Linked DNA regions of Mus musculus: region 1 is linked to region 2. A link is a loop called in an ENCODE intact Hi-C map of the cell type or tissue named here. Cell type or tissue: heart. All regions are shown on one strand.

Evidence for each region. Hi-C counts contacts between places; a loop is a spot of excess contacts. Peaks named below come from ENCODE experiments on the same cell type or tissue, not always from the same donor. Only the 100,000 strongest peaks of a DNase experiment are listed, where the experiment ranks them.
Region 1: it touches region 2 in a loop (3.0-fold over the local background); 3 of 42 quality-filtered maps call a loop at or near these places.

The regions. Positions count from the first base shown.
Region 1 is chr3:121,649,027-121,651,526 of GRCm38, reverse strand. No RefSeq gene overlaps it. Among named protein-coding and RNA genes, the nearest start is that of A730020M07Rik, 3.8 kb to the right of the region's middle. In heart, no CTCF peak of the experiment used is centred here; DNase peaks (open chromatin) are centred at 1,076 and 1,236; H3K27ac peaks cover 354 bases.
Region 2 is chr3:121,722,258-121,724,757 of GRCm38, reverse strand. F3 (coagulation factor III) reads right to left here and starts at 1,221. Exons shown (of 6, transcript NM_010171.3): 1 at 956-1,221. The coding sequence starts at 1,043. In heart, CTCF peaks have their summits at 1,035 and 2,034; DNase peaks (open chromatin) are centred at 1,197 and 1,697; H3K4me3 peaks cover 2,047 bases; H3K27ac peaks cover 1,887 bases.

The DNA.
Region 1 (2,500 bases), 73 kb after region 2:
AAAGAGAGAACTGACTCCCACAAGTTGTCCTTTGACTTGTACACATGTACCATGGTACTCCCCTATACATCACAGATACGTGTTATGTATGTATGTGCATACATACATACATACATACACTAAAAAATAGAAATAGCTTAAAGAGAAACGTTAAATGATGCCTAGCTACTTTATGACGTCATTCACCACAGCACACTGTTGGCCTCGAGTCCATGACAGACAGAAAGAAAATCAGGGCATTGTGTTTTCTTGCAGGCCTTCTCTGTGTCTGCCCAGGCTGAAGAACAGGCAGCGATCAAAGGTGCTTTGCGCTGAAGGAGCGTTCTCGAGAGAGTTTAGAGACAGGCCTCAGTTACTTGGAGGGAGAGCTGACCCTTAACCCAGTTTTACAGCAAGTCAGCCTTGGGAGCCTAGGTTTCCTGCTCCAGCCCCTTCCCTCTGCAATTCTCTGGATTATCACCAAGCCCATCCCACCACTGTGCCATCAGAAAACTGTTAGAGAACTTAGTCCTGCAGATGTCTAGTATGGAGTGTGCGTGCTCATTTAAATAGTTTCTCCAACTGTTCGTAAAAAAAAAAAAAACAAAAAAAAAAACAAAAAACAAAAAACAAAAAAAAAACAAACAGAGCTGTCTTCAAAGAGACTATAGACCTTTCCAGAAAATAGATTGAGGCTGGGGGATGGGCAGTTGTAGTAAGGGAGAAAGGGGGATGTCTTTAGGGAAAGCCATGAACCGAGAAGCATCACTCTAGGCAGCTTGTACTGGAGAAGCGTGTCCGGACTGGTCTGAAGCTGAGGGCTTGATGCTGCCTGCTGTTAAAAAGATGCTTCTGCAGTGAAATCAGGGTCCTTCATCTGTCTAGGGAGCCCTCTGCATTCCTGCAAGACTCCTGACTTCCAGGCTGAGTCAGGGATGCGCCCTTTGTAAGATAAACTCAGTTGCAGGTTTCTCAAGACTTTGTAAACTGGTCCCACGAGGGAGTGCTTCCCTTTCCTTAAATGGGTCATTAGAAAAGGTTGGATGCAAATCAAGAATTCAATTTTTAAGTAAATAACTTTCCACCCACGCAGCCAGCTAGCCTCACGTTAGTCCAGGCAGTTTTCTAACAAGTCAAGCATTTTCCGTCTCCAACACAGACTTTTCACTGGAAAGAGGTGAGGATTTAGGGGTTCTTTAAGGATCTCTCTGGACTTCTGGCCTGTCACAATGGAAAATTACCACATGCCCATCAGAGCCTGTGAACCTCCACACTCCCATCTGCTACTTATGCTGCGGCTGTAATGATCACCAGTTCAGCAAGAAAACATGTACCCAAGATGCACCTGGGACGCCCGCCGTTCTAATCAGTCAGGTGTGACGTCAGAGTCAGGACCAGGAAGTGTGGACAGAACCTTGGGCAGGCTTGGGCACTTAACCCTTCTGTGCCTTGGGTCTTTCTCTGTCTAGAGGACAGAAGCACTGTCACCCCCTGCACTGCTGTGAGGACCCCATGAAAAGTACCCACCTGCAGTATGTGTGCTAATCAGGACACAAAGGACACTCCCGCCATCTCTCCATGTGAAATTGTCTCATGGTCATTGTAGATAGTTTATTTTAAAAAATAAAATTAGAAAAAAAGAAAAAGAAAAGAAGGCCTGCCTCTGATGTCTATGCTCTGAAAGCATCGTTTGTGTTTTGGTATTCTTTCTTTAATATCAGACTCTACACGCAGTTACACAGACAAGCTTACAGTTTCATAGTTAGGGAAGTCTCCTTGTGCTGACTTTTTTTCATCTGGCATATTTTAAACATTTTCTCACATCATTAAAAACTCTTACGAATTATTTTCAATGTCTTAAGAATAATAATATTTTCTTTTTTGTTTAAAAATGAAACAGGTGGCACTAGCAAGCGTGAAGACCCAGCTTTGACCTCTGGACCCTCACAATGACAGAGAGGACCAACTGCCAAAGGTGGCCTTGATCTCCCATATATGTGCCCTGGCATATACATCCACATACTCCACACAAAAAAATGGATAAATAAATATCCACTATAGACAACAAAATAGATACTAATACATACATTATTAATAATTAAGGTACCTTGAAAACAGAATATTGAGCATAACTGTTTACTACTTTGGTTTGCTATTTTTCTATTTATTTCCAATTTTGCAGATGGACAAGCCCATCAAAACACATGAGCCATATTATAGAAAGAATGTCTAGTGGATTTTCTCAAATAAAGAAAGTTTAATTTACACAGAACCAAAATAATATTAGAAGTCTATGCATAATAAACTTATTGCAAATTTGCCAGTTCCAAAAACATTTTTAAGTTAAGCAATACAAATACACATTCATCTTTTATCCTTTGCAGAGAGACAACATCTGTGTCCTTGTTGATGAATTTGAGACGGGGGTGGGGGGAGGAAGAGGGAGAGAGGGGAGTGCAGGATATGGTAGGGGGAAGAGTTAAAGGGCTTCCCATTCAAGTAACTGAGTTTGAACCCCCAA
Region 2 (2,500 bases):
GCCATATAGTCCTCTAGGCAACACCCATACTGCAATCCGTGGAAAGAGCTGAAGATCCTGAAGTCCTCCTTTAAACTATTCCAGGGAAAGCCCACTTTAAAACGACACAGAAGGAGGGCCCAAGGTGCCAGAGAGTCCCGGACTCTTCCGAAGCCGTCGGAGAGGCCGCAAGGAAGGGTTTGAATAAATTCCAAACAGGGCTAGTCCCCCACACACGTGAGAGTCAGGAATGCACATAAACGAAAAAAAAAAAAAAGAGTCTAACCGGACTTTTCCCATTGTAATCTAAAATATCTTTACACTGAAATTCTCAAGGAGAGCTCGTCAGACGTGCAGCCCACGTGGCACCTGTCACATGGTGGGATGCTATTCCATTAAAGTGCTGTCATCAACGTCTCGTTTTGCAAGCCCCCTGGTTTCAGCCTCTGCCTCAACTCAGCACTGGGTAGATGTGGGTATGCACTCTGTCTTGCCTGAGTTTACAACAGCCTTGCTTCTATCAGACCGAAACCAAAGGCCACAAGAACACCTATTTATTACGGGAAGGCGCACACCTTGTCAGAGATAACATGCAAGCCACGCAAAGCGCAAAGCACGCCGACTTTGGCAAAGGCGGGCCCACGAGCCTGCCACCTTCAAGGGCCCAACATCTAGGAAACTCTCCCTCAGAGTTAAAGCTGGAATCTCAGTTTTATCTTATGCAACCGCGGTGGACGCACAAAGCAGGCATCTTTAGCAGTGACAACTGCCAGGAGTCCGGGCACCAACTACCTTCCATCCCATTGTTCATTCAAATCCTCAGGGCGAGCGCAGCCAAATCCACAGGTACAGCCGGACACCTTGGTGTCCCCAAGGAACCAGAGCAGCACCCCCCCTCCCCCCCCAGCTAGCCAGATAGGTTCTCTGTTTCCCGCGGGCGGAGCGCCCCCGGCTTCTCAGGACCAATGCCACTCACCTGCACCCGCGGTCACCTGGAGGAGGAGGCAGCCGAGAAACGTGGGCGCGAGAGCCGCTAGGAGGCGCGGGCGCACGAGGATCGCCATGTCCAAGGGCTGGAGGCGAGGTCTCGGGGCTTCAGCGGCGGCGCGTTGGCTACGCTACAGGAGCGATCGGAGGGAGCGAGTGATGGGTACCGGCTGTACCCAGGCTGCCGGGGTCGGCGCGGGGTGCGTTATAAAGGGCCGCGCGGACACCGGCTCCTCTCCACCCCGCGCCGCCTCCGCCGAAGCTCGCGACTCCCCGCCCCCCGGCCCGGGTCACTCGCTTTCGCGGTGGGCGGCTCCCGATCAGTCCACACCCCTGCCCCGCCCACTCCCCTCCTGTAGGAAACTCCGAGACCCCGAAAGGGGTGACTCAACCGTGATTCAACAGCGCCGCGGAGCACCGAGCTGCCCCTTCGGCGCAGGCGGATCCAGGTACTGCGGAGACCCAGGCTCCCGGGCTGATCCCTGGATGACCAGCCTGGGTGGCTGGCTGGGGAGAAAGGAGTGTCATTGAAGGGACTTAAGTTGAAAGTCAAGGGAGTCTTACTTTTCCTCTGCTTTCGATGTACGCTGAGGCCCTAGCAGAGGATGTATCAAAGCCCCTGGACCACTCCTGGTAGCAGAGGGCAGTTCCAAAGCCCTGCCTGAACACGCAGTGGCTAGCAGATCATTCTGTCAGTCCCTTTGGTCCGCTGCACAGGGCGGTGCAGTAAATGCACGTGTCTGCCATGGACAAGGGCCCTGGATTAGGTCTAAAGGCCACTTGGCACCCCACTCCCGTTCCCGAGGTGACCGAGGAACTGCAACATGAAGCCTGAGAGAATTTGAGCGTGACTTCTGTAGCCACGGGGGTTCCAGGAAGGATGATTCTCACGTTGAGGAAGCCCGCAGTGGGTTTGAGTGAATTCCTCCAAAGCGCAGAAAAACAAAAAATGAAACTGAAAAATAAACATTCGGACGTTCCAATTTGTGTTTTCCCTTCCTGGATGCTGGGAATGGACCCAGGAGCCCACCTCTGTCACTGAGCCTAGTGGCAGCCAGGTGTCACTTGCAAGCTTTGGGTTTTCTTCATTTATTTCCTGGCCTCCTGTTCTAGGCTTTGCCGTGACGTTGTTGAAGCCTTAGACGATCACTTATCCTACTGGTAGCATTTGCTCGACAGTGTATCAAACGATTTCTTGTCACTCCTGGTTGACTGTCCAGTTTATCCCTTCTTTTCCAATTTCCCTAATTCTGCGACCCTTTAACACAGCTCCTCATATTGTAGTGATCCCAACCATAAAATTATTTTTATTGCTACTTCATAACTGTAATTTTGCTACGGTTATGAACTGTAATGTAAATATCTGTGTCTTTGGATGCTTTGTACAATCTTCCTTCCTTCCTTCCTTCCTTCCTTCCTTCCTTCCTTTCTTCCTTCCTTTTTTACTTTCCTTGAGTAAAGTCAAACTTGGGTCCACCTTGTAGGCTCTGAGAAGTGTAAAGAGTAACTAAGCTGTCGTCCCACTCACAGTAGC